3 separate regions of the Mus musculus genome follow, and regions 1 and 3 are each linked to region 2. A link is a loop called in an ENCODE intact Hi-C map of the cell type or tissue named here. Cell type or tissue: left cerebral cortex. All regions are shown on one strand. Region 1 has its middle 41 kb from the start of 9530068E07Rik. Region 2 overlaps Fstl4 (follistatin-like 4). Region 3 overlaps Fstl4 (follistatin-like 4).

Evidence for each region. Hi-C counts contacts between places; a loop is a spot of excess contacts. Peaks named below come from ENCODE experiments on the same cell type or tissue, not always from the same donor. Only the 100,000 strongest peaks of a DNase experiment are listed, where the experiment ranks them.
Region 1: a loop joins it to region 2, with 2.0 times the contacts of the local background. A loop is called at or near these places in 3 of 42 quality-filtered maps.
Region 3: it touches region 2 in a loop (2.9-fold over the local background); 2 of 42 quality-filtered maps call a loop at or near these places.

Annotation. Positions count from the first base shown.
Region 1 is chr11:52,433,071-52,441,070 of GRCm38, forward strand. No RefSeq gene overlaps it. Among named protein-coding and RNA genes, the nearest start is that of 9530068E07Rik, 41 kb to the left of the region's middle. In left cerebral cortex, a CTCF peak has its summit at 4,415; DNase peaks (open chromatin) are centred at 81, 455, 895, 1,054 and 1 more place; H3K27ac peaks cover 754 bases.
Region 2 is chr11:52,869,979-52,877,978 of GRCm38, forward strand. All of the region lies in intron 3 of Fstl4 (follistatin-like 4), which reads left to right. Among named protein-coding and RNA genes, the nearest start is that of Fstl4, 110 kb to the left of the region's middle. RefSeq lists an enhancer at 7,046-8,000. In left cerebral cortex, no CTCF peak of the experiment used is centred here; DNase peaks (open chromatin) are centred at 3,097, 4,444, 6,113 and 6,293; H3K27ac peaks cover 440 bases.
Region 3 is chr11:52,789,872-52,797,871 of GRCm38, forward strand. The region is part of intron 2 of Fstl4 (follistatin-like 4); the gene reads left to right. Among named protein-coding and RNA genes, the nearest start is that of Fstl4, 29 kb to the left of the region's middle. In left cerebral cortex, no CTCF peak of the experiment used is centred here; a DNase peak (open chromatin) is centred at 4,662; H3K27ac peaks cover 586 bases.

The DNA of each region.
Region 1 (8,000 bases), 440 kb before region 2:
TCTACAGTTCCCTCCCATTCAGTGGGATGCTGAACACATTACCTATAGCTCTCATCCAAATCTGCTCACAGCCCCTGTCAGGTGACACCATTCCTGCCCATGGATGGAACAGGGGCGAACACACAGAGGCTAATTAATTGCTTAAGATTTTGGAGTCTACAAATGTCAATGCTGGAACTTAGAAACAAAATAAACAAACAGCCCAGCACAGTGTGAGATAAACAAGGCCATCTGGAGTGGGCTGACTCTATGTCTTGGGTGGGAGGGTGGGGCTTTGTTCCCATAGCTCACTCTTTCTTTTTGGACTTCTTCATACACGCCATCTTTTGGGTGGGTGTTCTGAACGCTTCCAATTCAGGACTGTTGCACCTAACACTTCCTCTGCGTGTGTTTAGCTCCTGTCCACCTCCACCTGCTACATCTGCAGTGGTGAGAAGAGAAATTCAAAATGTCATTGGAACCAGGGACAGAGCATCTTCTGGAGGAGGGGCTTGCTGTGACTCACAGCTGGGCTTTAAGCCACTGGAATGTTTCTCCTGGCAAGAGATTGCTGTAGCATCGGAACGTTTTGAGCCGCAGGCCTTGCTCGAGTAGCCCCAGAAAAGAGCCTGTGTCATGTGGTCTACTTTGGAGGGTTCTTGTCCCAGTTAGGGTTTCTATTATGTAGTGAAACACCATCACCATGCCCAAAAAAAAAAAAAAAAAAAAAAAAAAAAAAAAAAAAGAAATGAAAAGAAAACAAATCTTGGGGAAGAAAGGGTTTATTTGGCTTACACTTCCACATCACTGGTCATCATCAAAGGACATCAGGCAGGAACTCAAATAGGGCAGGGACCTAGAGGCAGGAGCTGATGGAGAGGCCATGGGGGTGTGTGTACTGCTAACTGGCTTGCTCCCCATGGCTTGCTCAGCCTGCTTTCTTACAGAACCGGGAACATCCAGCCCAGGGATGGCCCCACCCACAAGGGGCTGGCCCCTTCCATCAAATCACTAATTAAGAAAATGCCCTACAGGCTTACCTATGTGGAAATCTTACGAAGGCATTTTCTCAACTGAGGCTCCCTCTTTGATGGCTCTAGCTTGTGTCTAGCCAGCATAGTTCTCATTGTCTCCCAGAGGAGCAGAGATGCCATGAGGAGTCTGGCATGTGGGAGGGTCAAATCCTGTCACCACAGTAATTTGGCTCTTGGCAGTTCCAGCAGCTGGTGAAGTTTCTGTCCATCTTTCCAGATGTTCTCCCTCCTGCTAAAGCTGAGAGATCGATGAAGGAGGGGCAGAGTGAACTGCAATGCTGAGAAGCGTCTCAGGGTAAGAGGTGCTGTGAGTTGGTGATGTCACTGTGAAAGAGAAAGGCCCAATTCCTAATGCTTTAGACTGTGACCTTGTTAGAGATAGGGTCTTGGCTACTGCAGTTCATTAAAACAAAGTGGGGCTGGATGAGGGTCAACCTGCATCAGTGACCACGTCATGGGAAGGTCATGGCAAATGGGGGTAGCTGGGAGTTGTAGTTTGAATGTGAAATGTCCCCCATATGTTTAAATACTTGGTCCCCAGTTGGTGGTGCTGTCCTGAAAGGTTGTGGAACCTTCAGCAGGTGGAGGAAGAGAGTCACTGGGGGTGGACCTTGGCGTTTTATAAACTGGACTCAATTCTTGTTTACTCCTTGCCTCCTGATGGAAGAGATTATTACTACTACGCCCATGAAAGACTGTGGGCTAAAATAAACCCTTCCTCCCATAGGTTGTTTCTTGGTAGGTGTTTATTTGGTTACAGCAATGAGAATAGTAGCTAATGCAGGAGTGTCTGAGCTGAGGGTTGCTGGTTGTACCAGTAGCTAGGTGGCAGGGGAGGATGGCTGGCCATATTGGAAGCGAGGTGTCAGAGGAAGATGGTCCTTACTGGAAGCTGGGTGGTGAGTGACAACGGACTCCATCTGGGATTTTATTGGCATCTTGACTTGGGACTTAGCATCCAGATTCCAGTTGATTAAAGCCTCCTAGTTTCTGGGCACTAATACAGGGTAAGTGGTGCTTGGCCCGAGCTGAGACACCAGACTCCCATCCTTGGAGGATGGGGATGCGGTCTCAGGGATGAAGGAAGTGTTAGAGTTTTCTACCCAAAACTTAGAGTGCAAAATAACGATTGAATGCCTGACTCTAAGTAGGCAGGCACCCCAGGCAGTCTTGCTGGGTGGTCCTCCAGTTCTTCATATCTGTAGCTTGCATAGGTCCCCGGGCTCAGCTGGAATTTGAGGGTCTTTGTATGTCCAAACCTGAGAATATAAAGTGACTTTCATTAAATTACCTTAAAAAGATCTTTACTGGAATTTCAAGTCCATCGATTGGTACGAGGGTCTCTATATCACTCTCTGCTAGTCCTTGTATTTCTATTTTAATCAGAAAGCAAAATTAATCTGAGAGCTGTTGAGTCTGGGAATCCCCAGTTCCCACACCCTTGGCTTTCTCCTTCCCTCCTGAAGTGAATTTGAAGCCACGAACTGTGGGCAAAGGGGAGCGAGCCTCCGTTATTTGTGATCCCGGGCTGGGTCATGGTGATCCGGAGCTGTCACCAGCATGGCCTCCTCTGGTGTAGGACATAGTTGATGGGGACCTTGTCCTTCCTCAAGCTACAGTGCAAGTGACCTGCCTATGACTCAAAGCTGTTGTGTTCCCTCTTCTCATCTGTCATTCAAACATCCCTCACTCCTCTCTGGAGTGGAGACCTTGGTGTTGACATCCATGTGTTTACTTGTGTGTGTGTGCTCAGAATGTCTTTGGATCATAAGCTCCAGGAGGACAGAAGTTCTGTCCCTTATATCCACAACATAGCCCCTCCCCCCAGACATGCCTAGGTCAGGGTGAGAGGCACAAAATACTGATCAAATCAATAAGCCAGAAAAAAAAAAAAAAGGTTGTTGCTTTAAGGAGACACAGGCTGACGGTGTGGAGGAAGACAGTGAAGCTTTTTTTTCACTTGAAAGAAAAAATAATCCAGCCGTACGTGGGGGCTCACAGCATTTGGGAGAGTGAGGCTGGATCATCGAGAGTTAGAGGCTGCAGAAGCGGGCTCTTTTTAAAAATCCAAAACTATTTAATTTTTTGTTAGCATATTTATTTGTGTGTGTGAGAGAGAGTTTGTGAGTGTGTGTGAGTGTATGTGAGTGAGTGTGTGTGAATTTGTGAGTGTGTGCGAGTGTGTGTGTGAGTTTGTGAGTGTGTGTGCACACACATCCGTGGCACAGTACATATATGGTGGTCAAGAACACCTTGCCGGAGTTGGTTCTTTCCGATCCAGTGCATTTGGGAATCGAACTCAGATCTTTAGTCTTGGTGGCAAGCTCCCATACCTGCTGAGCCATCTTACTGATCTCCACTGACTTCCTTGTGTCCTTTATTGTCTTTTAATTTAAGATCTTCAAAGCCAGCCTCCCCCTCTTTATCCTGGTATTAACCTTCCCACAGTGGATAACTTGGATGTCATGGTTTCTTCCTTTCAGCAAAAGCCCCATGTCGGTCACCATTCCCAGCCCATGATATTAAGGAGGGGAGGACCTGGTTGGAAACCAGAGAGTAACAGCATGAGCTCCGGCCATAGTCTGTCTGGACTCCGGTTCTTCATGGTTTTGGGAAGGCTGTTTGGGACTGTTAATCATCACTGTCAGCCTGACTGGAGTTTGAATCACCTTTGGAAACACTCTTTTGGCTTCTTCTCTGAGTATTTCTAGAAAGGTTTAGACGAAGAGGGAAGACACCCTGAATGTCACTGGCACCTTCTCCAGAGCTTGGATCATGATCTGAATAAAAAGAACCGGTTGAGCTGGGCTCCAGCGTTCATCCCTGTTTCCTTCACGAGGGCACAGTGTGACTGGCTGCCTCCCATCCTTGTTGCTGTGCTTCTCTCCAGGAACTGCACTCAGACAGAGTAGACCTTTCCTTCCTTAAGCTGCTTTTGCCAGGTGTCTTGTTACAAACAGAAACCATGAGTAAATTACTAATACAGCCCCACACGGGAGGTAGAGACAGGCGGGATCGCAGTGAGTTTGAGGCCAGGCTGGTCTGCATAGAGCGTTCCAGGCTAGTCAGGGTTACATAGTGAGACCCTATCATAAGCAAACTAATCCACCCACCCACAAAACACAGCTCCCTAGGCGACAGGTGCTGAGGGAGCACGCTGAGGAGGGAGCTGACTCCTGTAGCCATGGAACTTCTCCAGGAGCCCATTGGAGCAGCGGCAGATCTTTAGGTTCCCGCCCACGTTCCCGCCCACAGCTCCCAAGGCCTGACTGCTTTACCTTCTCCCTGCAGGTTCACCCCACACTTGTTTGATGCTTCTCCAAAGAGCTCCGTCTGCTTCCCTCACCACTCCTGACAGGTGGCTAACACAGCTCTCAGGGACGCCTCCAAACACCAGGCGGCACCTTCCACAGAACTGAGTAGGCTTTTGTGTCTCCCAGTCCTTATTTGCTACAGTCGCAGACATTTGTATGGAAGCAGAATCTATGTCTATAAAGAGCTCATCTGCATGGGCTGCCTTGTAAGCAGGCGCTGGGGGACAATCTGCTTGGCCCTGGCACCCACTCACGTGGCTCTGTGGCTCCCCACACACGGCCCCTCCAGCCTTTGGGCATCTTCCAGCTGGGATTTATGGCCCAAGTGGGTCTCCTTGGGTAACAGAACATCTGCATCAACATTGTACCACTGTGCTTTGTTGCCAAGCATATATCCAGACCTGAGCCGGCCCTCCCTAGTCTGTGAGTTTGTATGGTGATATTCTTGGGGGGCAGGGAGATCTTGTTGGCTGGCGACTATAGACAGGCTAACAGAAATATAGATGAGCCCGGCGGCAAAGGACATCAAGAGAGAGGGCCAAAACCTGAGTGTGGCATAAATGTAAACGCTTCGTGGCCCATCTCCTACGTCATACAGTTATCAAGTACTCTCCTTTGCATCTGGTGTTTCCAGGAGGCTGCAGCACACTGAATGCCGTGCAGAGTCCAGTGCTGACTTCTGGCCTCTTTACATGGCGATAGTGGGAAGATTAGCTGAGCTCATGAGGATTGTACCCTCGGGCCAGGGACAGTGCTCTCTAAGAGGAGAAACCAGAGCCCCCCCCCCCCCTCAAAGGTGAGAGGAAATGGCATGTGGCTTCCTGCAAGCCCGGAAAACCTCTTAAGAGCTGCCTTGTTGGCACTGTGACCCTAGGCTTGCAGCTTACAGGACGGTGAGAAATCAAGCTTTTGTTGAAACCCTTGGTCTGGTGCTTTGCTATGTATGACAGTCTGAGCTGACCAAGGTAGTGGGAAGCTCTGTGTCCCAAGGACCCTGCTGTGCACCAGTGGGCAGTGGGCAGGAGATTCTAAAGAAGGCCATTCTGGGAAGGGACACCCAGATGGCTTCCATCCTGAAGATGGGGGCTCTCTATGTCATGTGGTTCAGAGCAGACTTGCTTTGGAACTCCCTCTTCATCTTTATAGAAGGTGGTGTCCCAGGTGCAGACTAGATCCTGGCATGGCCACATCAGCAAGTGACAAGTGAACACTGTGGGTTGGAGACTGCACTTTGACAGGCACGGTCTAAGTGCTGGGAAATGGTGTGAACCAACTGGCCATCCCCAGGGAATCCACATCCTAGTGGAAGAAGGAAGACAGTGACCACGCAAAGGTGAAGTGACTGGGCCCATGAGGTGGCTTAGTGAGTAAAGGTGCTGGCAGCCAGGCCTGTGACCTGAGTCCGTTCCCTGGGGATCCACATGGTGGAAGGAGAGAACTGAATTCTGCAAATTGTCCTCTGACTCCTCCATCCCCACCAAGAAAAAAAAAAGTGTCAAAATTTATAAAAATCAATTGAGCAAAAGGTAAGGTATATTAGAAAGTTATGAATATGTATTAATTTTTCTCATTACTGTGACCAAATACCTGACTCAGGTGGAAGGGTTTACAGTTATTCTGGTTTACACTTCAGGGGAAGTAGAGTCCATCGTGTGGCAAGACACGGGGCAGGAGCCTGAGGTCCCACGGTGTCTACAGTCAGTAAGGAAAGGACAGACAGGAAGTGGGGCCACACCATCATCCCAGGTGATTCACTTAATCCTAAAAACTTCTACGATTCAGAACGGCACTGCCTGTTGGGTGCCTACCAGTACCGTTCACAATCAAACAACAGAATGGTTGGGACCAAAAGCTGAAGTTTGGTAGAACTCATGTTGGGGAACAATAAAATATGGAAGCCAGATGATCAAAAAGGCAGGTTTTGTTTGTTTGTTTGTTTGTTTGTTTTGTTTTTTTGTTTTTAATTGTCAAATTGACAGTCTTGAGTTATCTGGGAAGCACAGAGTCTCAATGGTCATTGCCTAGATTAGGCTGACCTGTTGGTAAGTTTGTGGGAAGACACTGTGGATGGCACCATTCCCTAGGCAGGGCATCCTGGATTGTATAGCGTAGATGTGTTAGTTAGGGCTACAATGGCTCTGACGAAACATCATGATCAAAGCAACTTGGGGAGGGAAGAGTTTATTTCATATCACAGTTCATCGTCAAAGGAAGTCAAGATGAGAACTCAAGCAGGTTAGGAACCTGGAAGCAGGAGCTGATGTTCATGGAGGGGTGCTGCTTACTGGCTTGCTCCCCATGGCTTGCTTGGCTTGCTTTCTTATAGAACCCAGGACCACCAGTGCAGGGATGGCCCCACCCACAATGGGCTGGGCCCTACCCCATTACTAATGCCTCATAGCTGGATCTTATGGATCTTTCCAGTTGAGGTTCCCTCCTGTCAGATAACTCTAGCTGGTGTCAAGTTGACACACACCTACCCAGCAGCTGGTTTTCCTAATATTTATTTATTTATTTATTTATTTATAACTTTGTATGGATTCTTTGTGGATTTCACATCATGCACCCTAATCCCACTCAACCCCCTGCCCCTTCATATCTGCCCTCCACCCTTGTAACCTCCCCAATGGGCAGAGTCTTAGAAAAGGGGATGGAAGGGTTAGAGGGGTTAGACAAACAAATGTCTGATCAGGAGTAAGCAGGGTGATAGGAGAGAGAGAGACAGACAGACAGACAGAGAGAGAGACAGAGAGAGATGATGACTTTCAGGAGTCTGTTCTTTTCTTCCACCTTGTGGGTCACTCAGGTCATAAGGTTTGGTGACAAAAATTTTACCTGTATTGTCATCTCCCTAGTCCATATCCTGACTCTTAATCTCTTTCTTTATTTACATTTTTTTTGCGATAGTGTTTCCTGTATCCCAGGTTGACCTTAAACTCACTCTGTAACCAAAGATATCCTCAAACTACCAATCGTCCTGTCTCCACACCCCAAGTGCTGGGATTCCAGGTGTATCTTACCTCACTTGGCTTATACGCTTGCTTTTAAAGGACATTTTTTTTTCTTCAGGCTTTGAAGGTACTTCATTTATTAGTCCTTCAGTTACGCATCCTGTTTAACCACATTATAATTTTCACAGTTATTCATTTGCCTTTCATTTCCTGCAGTGACAGACCTTTCCTCTGACGCATGAAACGTGTTATTGCTGTAAATACAAACAGTAGTCACAAACAGACAGCATGCAGACCCACTCCTGACAGCAATGGCTCCCTCTGTCTGAGGCTGGATGGTCCCAAATCAAAAGCAGGAGCTTAGCTTGTCCCCAAGGAAGAAGGAGGAGGGAGAATAGGTCAGAAGCCCCCAGACGGTGCTGAAAGAGGCAGGAGAGCTGCCCTTGGTGACAGGTGACAATTGGCTTCTGTACCTTATGTTTCTCTTGACCCAGACCCCACAGCCTGAGCACCTGCTTGGCTCAGAGGCTGAGGAAGATGGCTGGCTGGTTCCTTGCCTCAGTGGGACAGTGTGGTCAGGAGGCCGGAGCTGTGGACAGGTGTGGATAATGTCTTCCCTAGGGGACAGGCAGGGATGAGGCAGTCTTGGAAGAGAGGGACAGATGGGCAGTGTCCAGTCCCAAGCCTTTTACCGCTTCCATCCTGGCCAGATAGAGCAGGAT
Region 2 (8,000 bases):
CACATGCGTTTCTGTTCTAAGCATTGCCCATTGGGATGAGGCAGGTTGTTATTTCTTCCTGAGGAACGCACTGGGAATGATTTTTGGATTTGGCCTAACACCTGTCCCCCAGTGGTCCAGAAGAACTTATGGGTCTCTAACTACTGAGACGGTGTGCTGACAGAGTCATTACGTGTGAATTCTGGTCAGACATCCTAGTTTCTAATTGTAGAGATCTGGGCAGATTTCTTAGCTTATAGTGTCTGGGTTTCTTCACCTTTTGAATTTCTCTTCCTCCAATTCTCACATCCATTGAAACTCTAGGATTTGAATCACAGTATTCATTTGAATAAACCTTAGCATGTTCCCCCACTTTCCCCCCACATCTACCAATTCTTACTTTCTATTATTGTCATTATTGTTACAAGTTTAGGGCCAAATAAATTTAAAAACAAAAACAACCTCTTAGTCTTTATTTTCAAAAAGTGTTGGCAGTTTCTTCACTCTGTAAGCAAGCACATTACTTATTTAGATTTTACCTCTTCCTTGCTGAGCTGCTTGGTCTGTGGAGGTTTCCCTTCCAGGTGTTCATTTTCTTCTCTTGGGTTCCGTTAATCATCTGTCCCCTGAAGTTCTGAATCAGGAGCACTTAAGTGTTATTTTAGCCCAAATGCTGCAGATCTAAGAATATAACAACACTTTTGTATACAAAGGACACCTCCCCTCCTATAACTCTTACATAGAATTATTTTCCCATTTGAATATAGATATCAGTCCATTGTCTTCCAGTGTTTTGTGTTCTGCAGTAGCAGTCTAAGGGAGCCCTGATTTTGTTCCTTCTGCAAAATAACAACACAATCTCTTTGTTCCTTTGTTTCCTTGCTAAATTGCTAGAACCACTTGTTCTTTCTTGTTGTTACTGAAGTGTTTTATTTGGATAAGTAAGTATGGGTTTATGTCACTCAACGTGTTCCACAATAACGAATGGAAAGAACCTTCCAATGGTGCTCTGCTCTTTAGGGAAGACATGTTCTTACTTGTGACATCTTTGCTCCTGCCTTGCCTGCCATCACAGTGAGGACAAGGACTCTCCTACCTGCCCCCATCTTCTCCTCTCTTTGCTGCATTTGGGGACAGCTTTGAGCAGTTGTCCTCTGTGTCACTGATCTAGTTTTGCCTGTGTCTAGGCTGTGCTTTAGTGGCTCCACAGCAATGGGCAATGACTATTGCATAAGAGCACTTGTGCCTCTTGCAGTGCTCCTTGCTCTCCAACCCTCCTCCCCCGTGCTACTCTCTCCGGCTCTGCTGTTTGTCCTCTTGTCTCTTCCTCCTCCCCTCAACAGATGTCTTCTCCCCAATCCATCCTCTCTCTCTCTCTCTCTCTCTCTCTCTCTCTCTCTCTCTCTCTCTCTCTCTCTCTCTCTTTAGTTTTTTGAGACAGGGTATCTCTGTGTAGCCCTGGCTGTCCTGGAACTAGCTCTGTAGACCAGGCTGGCCTTGAACTCACAGAGATCTGCCTGCCTCTGCTTCCCAAGTGCTAGGACTAAAAGTGAATACCACCACTGCAACATTCTCCACTGTGTTGGGGGTTCAGAAGTTTTCTTAACTTTTTCTTCAGATGCTAAAATAGATCACTTTCGGAAAGACTCATTGAGCTGGCATTTTCTTATTCTTTGAGCATGGAGTCTAGACCTACCCCCACCCTGTTCTTCTGCCTCAGGGCTTACTCCTGAAGGAAGAGATTCTCATTCATGTGGTCAAGGTGCATGGGCACCCTCAATCTTGCCCCCTAGACAACCAGGATGCCTACTGGGTTCATATTCGCTACCCTCCTTTCCATTGGCATTGGAATGGGACTTCTCTCTTAATGTGAGACTTTTCCAATGCTGTGAACAATAACAGTAGATCAAAAAAATGGTTCAACCCTAGTCTAGCTTGGTTAGCCAGTAAATTCACTGAGAGACTGCTTACAAGAACATGGAGGGGCCCAGTAATAGGAGTGTGGTTGACTCAAAGGAAACTACACTGATGAAAGGGCCTGAGCAAGACTCACGGGAGTAGCACTCCTGGTGCTCACTGTACCGCTTGCAGGCTGCTCCACTGGAAACCGTATTCTCTCCCTAGCAAGTATTTACTGCCCCTGTGGCCTAGAGCTGGGGTGCTTGTGAATCTTGTAACTTTCTGTGTTTCTGGAGTCTTAGGAACCTCTGTCCTCCCTCCAGGAGGAAATGTTTTAGTTTACAGGCAATGGATATGTGTTACCACATGCCATCCAATTTACCCAGGTGCATCCTTCCCTTGTCTCTTCCATGGGCACAGGACAGGTTACAGTTGACAGTGTCTCTTCATTGGCATGAATTCAGGGTGCTATTTCTTGTTCTAGGGGTGACTGTTGCTCTCTCTGACAAAAGAGTATCATGTAACCTTTGTTTGTATGAAATAACAAGTAATGGATATTTATGGAGAGAAAACCATTTCCATCCTGCTTGGGTCTAAATGATGAGAATGCATGTATACCAAGGAGCACCATGCTAATAGCTGGGGTGAAGCATCACCAAAACAAACTGACAGTTACAGAAGACAAGGAACAGAGGAGCAGGCCTCAGGGTGGAGGGAGAGGAGATGGTAGAAAACCTCAGTCAGGGCTTGGAGAGGCGCCTCAACAGTACGAGCATATACTGCTCTTGCAGAGGTCCTGAGTTGACGGTTCACAATCATCGGTGTAACTACAGCTTTAGGGGATCTGACACCCCCTTTTGGCCTCTATGGGCAACAGCATTCACATGTGTGCGTGCACATCACCTGAGATAAAAGTTGTATAAAACTACAGCTCACACACTTCCTGGCTTCACCTCTCATTCAAGCCTCCCCTTCTGGCAGCTCAGGCCATGGAAAATCCCTTGTAAAACCCACTGCTTTTCTTCCTGAGAAGATGGGCATTTCTAAATATATATATATGAGAGCCAATGTACACATTTATCTTTTAGTGGCATACGATACATAATTTATAATGCAGAGGACTGAAAAACACGCAAGCTGCCTCAAATATCACTCGCCATATGTAGAAGCATAATTGAATGACATGCATCCTAAAAATCTGCTGTGTGAAATTCTTTGAAAACGTACTCACATGATTGCGTTAAGTCCCCGCTTAAAAATAATCTGAAACATTGCACTGGGTTGTTGTTGAGTTTAAGCTCCAAGTCTCCAAATTGTTATGAGATTACAGGCCTTCGCAGAAGCCCGTAGATCCTTGGTAACACGCTTTGTTAATTACCAGCATTGTGTGTGTCTGTGATGCCCATTGAGGATCTAGAATAGATTAAGATTGAGGACAAGGAACGAGGCTGCTGTATTTGTGCGGTTCCCCCTTCTGCTCCTCAATGGCTGCCAACATTACAGTAGCTTTATCGCACCCAGAGCCCCTCTAAGGAAAACTGTCTCAGCCTCAGACCTAGCCGAAAATTATCTGTGTGCTCATCACGGAGCTTTGCTACAAGTTAGATTGCTCAGCAGAGAGAAGAGGGGACCCCGGTGGGAGTCATGGTGTGGTTCATTGATGCTGAGAAAAAAGCTGAGGCTGAGGCTGACATGGGCAGAGCAGGTCCCGCAGGCTTCAGACCCTGGAGAGACCAACAGCTCTGCTCAGCGTGAGTCCTCAGAGATGCCCTGCATGGACCTTATTGCCACCATCAGACACTGGGGGTGACTGTGGGGGGTAGCCTGAGGGAGCAGCAAGGTCAGCAGGGGCCTTACACAACAGCACGCGGCGGGCGGGAAGCTCTGACTTTGGGTAGAGCCATAATACTAGAACTAGAGCCAAAGTGGTTACTCCCAGGTTCCAGTGCTCAAACAGCTCCCCTGCCATGCGTGCTCATCCTGGCAGGGCACTGCTAGGCTCCATCTTCACTTCTCCTACCACATCCGTTCCAGCTACCAATGTACCCTCTGCCCCATCTCTTTACATCACAGCCTCTGAGTACCCAGGGCAGATGTTTTCTGTGTCCCCTCTGATACCTGGCTACCTCAAGACCATCCTTGGAGCTTCCTTTTAGTTTCAATTCTGGGAAAAAACTGGTTAAATTTGCCGTTTGGATTTTGGTTTTTGAAGTTTAATGTAAGACACTGATTCTAACTGGCTTTGCTCACTTTTGGTAATGTGTCACTAAAGAGTCTTTGAATTTTCCTCCCCTGCATAGAGAGTAAGCCCTGTTCCAGCTAGCTGGTTCACCATGGGCAGTCACGAGGCACAAAAATGGCTGCTTGAGCCATCCTTTAAGCTGATTCTGTCCCTGAGGTGGTTTTCCTTAGAGGGAACTGCAAATACGGTAGAAACTACTGTAATGTCTTCAACCACTGAGAGCACGGAGGAGCTCCACGCGAACATAGGAACCTTGTGTCTTGTCCTCGGCTTCTTCAAGTCTGTACCAAGGGTGCTCATGCGCGTCAGTGCAGGGTTCTTGGAATGCGGGGGAGCCATCACATCTGAGATGGTTTGAGTATGAAGTGCCCACACAGACACGTATGCTGATAGCTTGATTCCAAGCTGGTGGTGCCACTTTGGATGATTCTAGAAACCTTAGGAGATGTGGCTTAGCGAGAGAAAGTAGGTCACTGAGTGGGGGTTGTCCTTGAATATTTTTCCTTGGCCCTTCCTGTCTGCTTCTGCTTCCTGGATGCTATTTGATGAGTAAGCTCTTTCACCACACATTTCCTCCACCGCCATGCTCAGCCCAAGCCCACAAAGCCAAGTGACTGTGAACTGAACCCTCTGAAACAGTGAGCCTAAATAAGTCCCTCCTGCCCCGAGATGTTCCTGCTCAGTAGTCTCTCCCAGTGATAAGCAAGCTAATGCAGCATCCTACTCTAGGGACTCAAGCCCTTACAGGCCACTTACACTGCAAGAGATGCCAGCCTAGGTGGAGATGGTCCAGAGGAGCCTGAACTAAAGCTGGTTTGGCAAAGCATGAGGCATCCTTGACTATGAGACATTCTATGGTCATGCCGGAATTTTCAGGGATGCATACCAGGCTTAATCATCAAGATGACAGGTCACCTTGAACTGAACTGAGAGAAGACAAAGTAGCAAAAGTACAAATGGCTGAAACTGTTAGTGGCTTCTGGGAAGGTTTTCACCAACAGAGCTGTATAGACATCATTGTTGCTGGAGTGCTGGGTTTCCTGTCCTTGTCTCACGGAAGGGTCCTGTGGCCACAGGACTTCAAGTGTGGACTCCAACCCTAAAGCCAAGCCCATTCTGCTGACTCACCATAGATACTGGGGATCAGAACCATGTTTCTTCCTGCATGCCAGAAAGGTCTGTGTGGGGTCTGTGAAGATGGTATCCCTGGTAACGTGCTCTACATTTTGTTCCCATTTGCCTTTAAACTGTTCAGTTGTCCCCCAGTTCTCCTGGAGCAGGTGATAAAAATCTAGGCAGGAGCTGAGTCTGTAGTTTTCTCTCTGCTGGGAAAATTGATCTTGCAGTAAGCCTCAGGGAGGGCTGGGGACATTGCTGGGATGGGCCAGTAATGAACTCCCAAGTCATGCATTAATCACAGAGTGGACAGGAAGGTACCACCTGATACCATAAGCTACTACACCCTGACCTGGGAGTGCGCAGGCCCCATGCTCGGGGGGCGAGGGGGGGTTCAAAAGGTAATTTCTAATATAGTGATAAGCAAGGTCTCATGTGGCTGACTGTTGAGTCTTTGGGGGTTCATGGGCTCAGTGAATATGCAATGCTGTCAGGTGTCAGATTGCTTTGTGCCGGGCTCTCCCAGGTTTGCACTTTGGTGCAGGCTGTCCTCTGCTAGCTAGGAGCATTGGGAATTGGGAAACCAGGTTCCATTGCTCACTAGCTTAATGTCCTCACACAGATTAAATAAACCCATTGTGCCTCAGCGTTCCCGCTTGCAAGTAGGGACAGTACCCACCTTGTAGCCTCTTTGTGAGGATCTAAGGAGACAGTGTATATCTAGCTATCATGGCCCAGAGCCTACGTCCAGTGTCATAATTCGTAGGTTTGGGTAGGTAGACTGGAGCTTTTACCTCCTCTCTTGTCTGAATCATGGCATCCAGGACTTGTGCCAGACACTTGTCCCAAGAGCTCCATAGTCAGTGGATAAAATTATGACTCCCAAAGCGTCTGCCCAGCTTCTCAGCAGGCACAGCCAGGTCAAGGTCTTCAGCTGACAGACGATGCCGCGAGCAGACGTTGAGGCAGAGTGGGCACACTGGCTGAAGCCCTCACACTCGCTGATCTGTTCTCCGTGTACCGGTTTCTTGCTTTCATACGTAGGTGAGCCCATTATGTATAATGAAACACTCAGCATTTAGCAGTCAGGCAGCTGTTGTGGTCCTTGACTGAAGGACTCTGGTTATGAAATGTACCATTTCTGAGAGAAAGCAAGTGAGAACGCGAGCCTGGGACAAAAACACAACTCCTGGGCCAAGAGCTAAGACCGTTTCAGTGCCGAAGACTCCTGCTCAGCAGTCCTGGCCCTTTTCATGGGTTTCCTGGGGTGCCCTGGCACTGCCTGTGTGGTTCACTTCTTTGAAGGTTCTCAGAGCCCTGGGCCGGGGTGGGAGTGGGAGTGGGGCTGGGGGAGGGAGGGTGTAGGCCATGATGGCGGAACACCAGCACACATCTTCAGTAAAGAGGAGTGTATCTGCAGTGGCAGGGAGGGTACCCACACGGGGATGGCAGGTACAGGCTGCAGGGCAGCACCTACAGTGTGAAAGCCATGTTGGATGGCGTCTCTTCCTGCTGTCTGCTTTAATTTGAGACAGAGGGGGGCACTACCCACTTAGTTGGCAAACATGGATCCTGAGCTCCTTCAGAGAAGCCTTCTGGTTGACCTTAGGAAGTAGCCAAAGTGCCTGAATTTTTCCAGCCTTTTACAAGGGAATACCTTAAATAGAGCACTGGGCTGCTTTATTCATATTTATTAAAACAAAAACAACAACAAAAAAAACTTTAATATTTGTATTGCCTGATTGTCCTAAGCCTGCCTAATTTATTTTCGGTGAACCCTATTGCAATGTGTGTTGTTTGTTCAGCCACCTTGCCTGTCACTCCTCCTGCAAATATTTATCCAACAAATGCTTATCAAATGGCCTCACTTGTGCCAAACACTGTTTGGGGCCCTGGGATCAGAGATGGGGAAGTGAACTTGTTTTCAACCTGATTCTCAGCCCATCTCAATTCTCCGATGTTCAGCGATCCTTCTTCTCACAACCACGCACATAACAACACTGGGCAACTCAGCCCTTGCTTCTCAGCTAAGAGAACCATGATAAAGAGTGGTTCAAAGTGGCCATCAAGATGGCTCCCTCTCCGAGGGAATAATGTAGAGAAGTCTGACATGATTTTCAAGATGTGAGCACTGCTCTGCCATTTAGTTATTCATTCAGTTAATGCCCTCTGTGTGGGCATTCTCCAGGTCCCAGTAGATACATCCCCATTTACTGAAGAAACATGCTGGTGTCCTGCCCATCTTGTCCCTCACCTACCCTAGGCTTCTGGAATCTTCTAAGCAGAACTTCAGTGAGCTTTATTCAATCTCCAGGAACTACGTGATGGAAGGAAAAACAGACTTCCACAAGTCTCTGGAATTTCACACTCACGAGTGTGTGGGCACACATTGATATGATATGATATGATATGATATATACCATGAGTATGTATGAACTTTTGTATATATGCATATGTGAGTTATTGGGCCCATGAATTATCTGAACTCATGGGGGAATCAGAAACCAGAGCTTCGCTCTCCTCCCCTTCTTGTCCACCAAATTGAGTTTCCAGTCTGCTCTGCTCAACCCTTGAAATCTTATCTGTGGCTTTGTTCTTTCCTCTAGGACTGAGCTGTCGGCCTTTCAGGGTGACAGGTTGATAGAATCAAGTCATCTGGGCTAGTCAGGAAGCTAATAATGGCTTCTGCAACTCTTCTGTGTCTTTACTTCAACCCTGGCTCAAGGTCACCTGCTGTCAGACAGTTTTTCACCTCTGGCTTCAG
Region 3 (8,000 bases), 80 kb before region 2:
GAGACCATATCTCAAAACAAAACAAGCAAAAACAAAAAACTTCTCGGAGTGGGCAATATTTAATATAAGGTCTCTCTGTGATTTTGTGGGAACAGGTCTGTTTTTTTTTAAAAAAAGGAATAGTCAAGAGTTTGTCCCACAAGTCCAGTGGACAATTCACTTAACAAGTTCTTAGTATAATTTGATTCTCTAATGAAAATGGTGTGTTTGAATCCCTGGATCTCACACTGAGGATAGAAGATCTGTGGACCACAGGATGGGCAGATGCTGTCTATAGCTTGGCACAGGCGTGGCTGTGTGAGGTGAGAGAGTCTGCACAGGTTCTGCTGCCAGTGTCTCAGCCCGCCTGCCTCGTACTTGTGGAAATGACATTTGAGCGATGGCGGTCCCTTGGGTTGCTGTGTTACAGCCTCAGGCTGTGGACTGTTATGATAGTCTTGTGCACAGTGATTGCTTCTTCTAGGGAGACATGGGCTACTCTTCCCGTCAGAATGATCATTAGGTTTTAATTTGTTGGGTTGTCAGAGAGATACAGGTATCAAGTGCCTGTCGGCCCTCTCCGTGATCCTTCAGGAGTACTGTTCAGCCCTGATTGCTGAGAGGGTGGAGTGATGGATTGGAGAGCCTATCGATCGCAGACAGTTCAGGTTAGTGGTTTCTGTGCTGTAGCTGAGGTGGCTCTGCCTTTGCTGTGGAAGATGGTCTCTCATGTAGAACTAGCCTCTCTTCTTAAAGTGAAAGCAAAAACATTACTGAATAAAGCTTTATGGATATCTACAAGTTAAAATCACAGAATCTTTCTATTCTATCATCTAATATGTGTGTGTGCCTGCCTATTTATTATTATCTATTTATCTATCTATGCCATCCATCTATCCATCCATCCATACCCATCCATCCATCCATCCATCCATCCATCCATCCATCCATCCATCCATCTATGTCTGCCTGCCTATCTATCTATCTATCTATCTATCTATCTATCTATCTATCTATCTATCTATCTATCTATCTTTCCTGTGAGCCTGAGGAAGTTAGGGCCTCACACATGCTAGGCATATGGGTTACCAGAGTCCCACTGTTGTTATTCTCTTGAGACATGTCTTTTTACATAACCCTGGCTATCCTGAAACTTGCTGTGTAGACTAGACTTACCTTCAACTCATAGAGATCTCCTGTCTCAGCCTCCTGAGTGCTGGGATTAAAGGCACACACTACTTACTACACCTGGCTTAGTTTTTGAGATACACTCTTCCTAGGTTGCTTAGGCTGACCTCAAACTCAACTGCATGAGGCTCAGCCCCAACCTCCACACCACAGAAAGTATGCTCATGTGTATGTGGATGCATGTGGAAATCCATACATGTGCATGAAGAGACCATAGGTTGATGTCAAGTATGTCACTTAACCACTCTCATCTTGTGTTGAGTCAGGGTCTCTCATTTGAACCCAGAGCTCACTGACTTGGCTAGGCTAGCCAGCCTGATCCTCTATCTCGGCTGCCCATGTGCCGGGATTATAGACTGGCTGCCATGCTCGCCCAGCACTGGATCTGATCTCTGGTCCTTACACTCGCACACTTTACCCACTGCGCCATCTCCTCAGCCCTCTGCTACTTTTGAATGAGAAAGCAGCATCCAGATCACCTTTCCCCCAGAGGCCTGACAGCTGCCCATGTTCCCTTTCTTTCTGATTCTGGAAACATCACAGATCACACTCTCTTTAGCGTGACATCTTCCCCTTTCCCTGATCAGTCAGAAATCTCTCAACAGAACGTCTCCAGAGTTTGCCGTCGTTTCTGAAATTTCTCCCACTTTTATCTTGGCTGGGCAGTGTCTCCCATTGAACAGAAAAGGAAATGGGATCAAGAGTCATCTGGGTGGCTCCCTCAGGAGCGCAGCCAACATAGCAGCTGCTAATCAAATCAGATCTCTGACCCATCAGAGACTTTGGTGGCCCAAGTAACTGCCCAGTTGTTTTTTTTTTTAATCGAGCTAGCAAAATTGATATTCCCAGGTGTGCAGTCTGGAATGCTATTCATGGGCTTATCACTTTAATAATTTTTAATAGTAAAGTCAGAAAATTACCTCACCAGTAAAGAGACTACTTTGATTTAAAAAAAAAAAATCAGGACTGGAGAGATGGCTCATTGGTTAAGAGCACCGACTGTTCTTCCAGAGGTCCTGAGTTCAATTCCCAGTAACCGCATGGTGGCTCACAACCATCTGTAATAAGATTGGCCCTCCTCTGGTATGTCTGAAGATAGCTACAGTGTACTTATATATAATAAATAAATCTTTAAAAAAATCAGATGGACATGATTTTGGGGGGGGGGTAAGGGGGTGAATGAGTAGAGGGTTTCATGTAGCCCAGGATGGCCTCAAACTCTCTATATAGCTAAGAAGGACCCTGAGCTCCTGCTTCCCTCTTCTCTACCTCCCAAGTGCTGGGACTGTGGTCACTCACCATCACAGCCAGCTTACGTGGTGCTGGGGATGGAACCTGGAATTGAGCTACTTCTCTCTCCCACTGTCTCCCTGTGTCTGTCTGTGTGTCTCTGCCCCCATCCCCGCACGCTGTGTGTGTGTGTGTGTGTGTGTGTGTGTGTGTGTGTGTGAAGCCTCCCTTCAAATTCTCTGGCTTAGTTATTTTAGCCTTTCCACTGTTTTGTGAACTCAGGTTTCTTTACATAGGTCTACTTGTCGTTAGACAGGAACTAGAAGGTGCACAGAATTTGTTCACCTTCCTACTTGTGTTTTAGCTAAGTGTAATCCCACTTTCTCTGTCCATGTAGACAGGCTCAGCTTTTCCCCTTTGGTCCTTGCGCTCCTGTGGTAGTATGTAAGCAAGACAGGGCTCATCAGCCCAGGCAGCCTGTGGGCAGGGTTGATGGACAGGTGCCAGGACCAATGATGTGAGTCAAAACTCCCTCAGCTACCCCAGCATCTTCATGTCTCTTCCACGGGCCAGCTTCACCTTTCCATTTTGACCTGACTTTAAGGCGGGGCCACAGGAATTCCCACAAGGCTCCCTAACTCCAGAGAGCCCCTGTGACCCTGTTCCTTGTGAAGAAGAAGGTGAGCTCTGAATCCTCCCCTCACTGATATCTCAGTTGCCCCATGGCTTGGCACTTCTTTGGATACTTGAGTAGGCTCTATATGAGTGGAGAAGGCAGGAGACGTCCACTTTCTCTCTTAGAAAAAAAGTCCTCATATACTCATCTATATGTCTGTCTGTCTGTGCTGGGTAGTTTTATGTCAGTTTTATACAAGCTGAAGTCATCTGAGAGAAGGAACACCAGTTAAGAAAATGCCTTCATAAGATCGGGCTGCAGGCAAGTCTGTAAGGTACTTGCTTAATTAGTGATTGATGGGGGAGGGTTCAGCCCATGTAGGTGGGGCCATACCTGGGCTGGTGGTCCTGAGTTTTATAAGAAAGCGGGTTGAGTAAGCCTCATGAAGAAAGCCAGTACATAGTACCCTTCTGTGGCTTCTGGATTAGCTCCTGTCTCCAGGTTCCTGCCATGTTTGAGTTTCTGCCCTCATTGCTTTTGATGATGAACTGTTACATGGAACTGTGAGTAAAAGAAATCCTTTCTTCCCCGTTGGTCATGGTTTCTCATCACAGCAATAGGAACCCCAAGATTGACTCTCTCTATCTGTCTGTCTATCTGTCTGTCTATCTGTCTGTCTATCTGTCCGTCTATCTATCTATCTATCTATCTATCTATCTATCTATCTATCTATCTATTTCCCTTGCCTTGCTCCCTCCATCCCTTCCTGCCTCTCTCCTTCCCTCTCCCCTCCCTCTCTCTGTTTCATGTTTACCTCCTTCCCCATCATCTCTATCCCTACCCATCTTCTTGCCTATTATCTACTTACCTACATATTATGTCTGTCTGCCTATTTTCTAGTTAGCTACTTACCAACTTATCTACCTATTATCTAATTACCTATCTATCCATCTATTATTTCTATAGCTCCTTACCTATTATCTATCTGTCTGTCTATCTATCTAGTCTGCCTGTCTGCTGTCTGTCTGTCTGTCTGTCTGTCTGTCTATCCATCTAGTCTGCCTGTCTGTCTGTCTGTCTAGCACATTGTGTGTGTGTGTGTGTGTCACATGTGTGTGAGCATGCAGGCCAGTCACATGTCTTCCTCTATCACTCTTCACCTTATTTCCTGAGATAGGCTTTCTCTCTGAACCTGGAGTTCACCATCTCAGCTAGACTGGCTGGCCAGTGAGACACCATGTTCACCTGTCTGCAACCCACCAGTGCTGAGATTAAAGATACATATCACCATACCTGCCTTTAAGATGGCTGTCATGGCTTTGGACCCAGGTCCTTATGCTTGTTCAGCCAGCTTATGCCCCACTAAGGCATCTTCTCAGCCGCTCCCGCCTTCTTGATTCTTTAGCTTGGCTCTCAAGCTAATCTCCAGTTTAGAGATAACTTTCCAACCTTCTCTATCACCTGGCTCTGAAGCTTCAGACACACGTGCTGGGAAGCCTCCCAGTGCAATGGCTTTCCTTCTGCCTGTAGTTCAGCCACCCAGAGGAGAGAGATCCTACAAAATGCTTGTGCCTGCTCAGTGAGTGGGAGCCAGTCTTGGAACACACGCCACACAAGACACTGCTTTATTTAGCTGTCTGCTGTCAGTCCAGGAGGAGATTTTAATTGCAGAATGGTGTCTTGCTAGTGAAAAATGAAAGAGGTTGGAGTGGAGTTTTTAAAATTCAAATGAATCTGTGGAGGAGGTGCAAGGATGCTTGCTAACGCAGCCTCGGTTTTCAGAGCATCTCTGTTAGGAGAAACTGGATGTTGGAGTCTCATCAGCGAAAGGGCTGTCTGTCTCCTCTAGACATGGTGGTTCAGAAACTGAGAAAGTAAGTTTCCTTTTGTAGTATCCTCTGGAAGTTAAGGTCTGAGCAAAGATAATGCCAGAAGCTTCCTCAGTCCCTCTGTGGCTGGGTAGAGGAGCTGTCATGGGAGACAGCATCAGAACATGGACACTGGGACCCTTGAAGTAGCAGCCTGTCCATGACAGACTACCCTCTACTAATCTGCATATGCTGGCCAGTGGGCTCCAGCTGGCCTCCCAGAACAGCACTTTTTAGTTGAAAGTTCTTGTCATATCCACATAGTCTACATTTTCTCAGAAATCATTGCATCCCGTAATACTCTTTCCTCTAACTAGGCATGGTTGGAAACATGGCCAGGGACTCACAACTATCGTCAGAGGAAGGCGCTACCTGCCTTCTCCTGAGAATTGGAGGTACTTTGTTCAAACACTATAGACAGCCCTCAAACTCTGCCTGCCTGCCTGTCTGTCTGTCTGTCTGTCTCTCTCTCTCTCCCTCTCTCTCTCTCCCTCCCCCCCCTCTCTCTCTCTCGTATCAGGGAACTTCTAGATTAGGAAAAATATTACTCAGCACTCACATTATATTGATTTAAAAATAAAGATTATGCTGTTCAACTGCACAGTAAAACTACAGCTTTTTGAAATGGTAATTTCTTTTTACTTAAGCTCTTCTACATTATAGTGGAGATAATGGATTCAGGAAGGTACAACGAGGAATAAAGCCGTTGTATTGTATTGGTTAAATGACATTTAGAATGATTTGGCTGTCAGATTCATAGAAAGGTTATGAACAGTGAATGAAAAATCTAAAATTAATTCCCTACTTCAAGAAAGTGTGATTTATACCACAATAAAATTAGATTTTTAGTTAAAGAAATTTAGTCATTAAGAAAGGCCCGTGTGCTCACTCTCATTTATAACCATCTGGCTTGATGCTTTCCGCAGAAAACCATTTCTTCCCTTGCTGAGGCATCCAGGGCCCCCAGTGTCACACGCATCGACGGATTGACTTCTGTATGTTTCCTCGCTTCTAGGGGTTGTTCTCTCAAGGACTGGAAAGACAGAACCTGATTTACCCTCTATCATCAGAAAGGCATTGAACTTCTCTGCTTCTTCAAAATGGTCTTTTCTGTACTTCTGGGTTATTTTCAGTCACGGTCAAGACTAACTTTGGAGACCTCTGTGCCAAATACCCACTAAGCAAGGCTCAGACTCACTATCATTTGCTTCAACACTAGTCTATGGGAATGTTCTGTCCCTGCCTAGATTTCATAGATACATAAACTGAAGCCTAGTAAACTTAAATGATTTAATGAAGGAGACATGTGTGCGTTTGGGGGGGGGGCATCTGGTAGGGACAAGCTTGGAGCCATCTGATGTCAAAGCACAGCTCTTCACTTGTATCATATTTTCAGCAGCATTTGTGGGTTACTTATTTTGCTAACTCAGTGGTGTGGTATTTCAGATGCTGGTGTGGAGCTCTGCCTGGGCCACTTCCTTCATGCGTGCTCATCAACAGAGCATAGTCTTCTTCTCGGTAGAACTGACATTGAGAATACTCTAGACTGGGTTATCCGTAAAGAACAGAGATTTGCATCATCCAGTTCTGGAGACAGATATCCAAGAACATGGCACCAATATCTCGAGTGAGCTTTTGTGCTATATCAAAGAATGGTAGACGGCATCACACAGTAAAGACACGCACACGTATGTCCACCAGAGAGAAACTCAACCCGAGTTATTCTTTATCTAGGGATCCATTCCAGGAATAACTAGTCTGTCCCTCTGACAACACCCTTAGTCCGTGACTTCCTCACCCCAAGGTTCCAGCTGTTCACCCTGTTAGAGGGGTAATTAAGTTTCAATTTGTTTTGGAAGGGACATACAAAGAGTTTTCCTCCTCTTCTGTCTTAGATACTGTATAATTTAGAGATTGAACTTTTTTTCCCTCAGTTCAGCAAACCTCCCATGTGTACTCTGTGTAATGTCTTATATTTTTAATTTCAACACTCGGATATCAGATATATAGCAGAGTGTACATTTCCTGAGTGAAGAACTCAATTAATTATGACAAAGTAAACAGGTCTGCGTGACTGGCACCAAAAACATGACATGGAACATTCTGAGCACCCCAGAACCACCCCCAGTCCCCGGGTCCCTCTCATCCCCCCCCCAAAGGTTACCACTAATCACCAGATGACTTGTTTCTAGAATTCAAAGGATACATACTGTTACCATCTTACAATTGCCCTCTTCCTTCCTTCACCCTTGGCTCCCGAGGCTTACCCAGATCTTTCTAGTATGCAGAAGTCTGTTCTTACGCATTGCTGTCAGGTTTCCATTGGGAAATTGTGCCATGGTTTTTGGTTATCACACAACAAGCTGCGAGCCACAATAAACTTGCCTTTTGGTCTTTATACGCACATACTTCCTGTTCTTTCTCTCCAGCCCCCATTTATTTTTTTAAATGTAAGACTCTGAAATCCTTTTCTGTGCTTAATCTAGTTCATCCCCTCTTGAACTTCTTGGTATGAAGGAGTTGTGAACTTGAAGAGTTATTATGATCACTAATTGTCCTGTATGCCCTTTTCTTTACTGAAATTTTATGTACAGCATATTTGGATGATTTTTCCCTTCCCCTAGGCCTTCCTCACCTCCCTACCTAACCAGCTTTATATTCTCTCTCTACATCTTTCCCTCAAAACCAAACAACACCACCCCCAAACAAAGCTCAAAACAAATAACCCCGATAAATCCACAAGTACCAAAACAAAGCCAAGCAAAAAGCTCACCAAAGTTTGTTTTGTGTTCTTGTTGTGTTGCGTGCCTTGGTGTGGGCTTGTCTTGGAGTGTGGTCAATAGCCCCAGGGCACTCTACTGTGGAAAACTGATTTTGCTTTTGCCAACAGGTATCAACCGCAAATAGCTTCTTGGTTAGGGGTGAGCCTTGGTGTCAACTTCCCTTGTCAGTGCTAAGACACTGTCTGACTTGAACCTGTGGGTCTTGTGTGTACTGTCATAGTCTTTGCAAGCTCATGTGTGCGTTAGTCCTGCTGTGGCTGGAAGACGGTTTCTATGGAGTCATCTATTGCCACTGGCTCTCACACTCTTTCCACCTGTTCTGCTGGACAGCTGGCT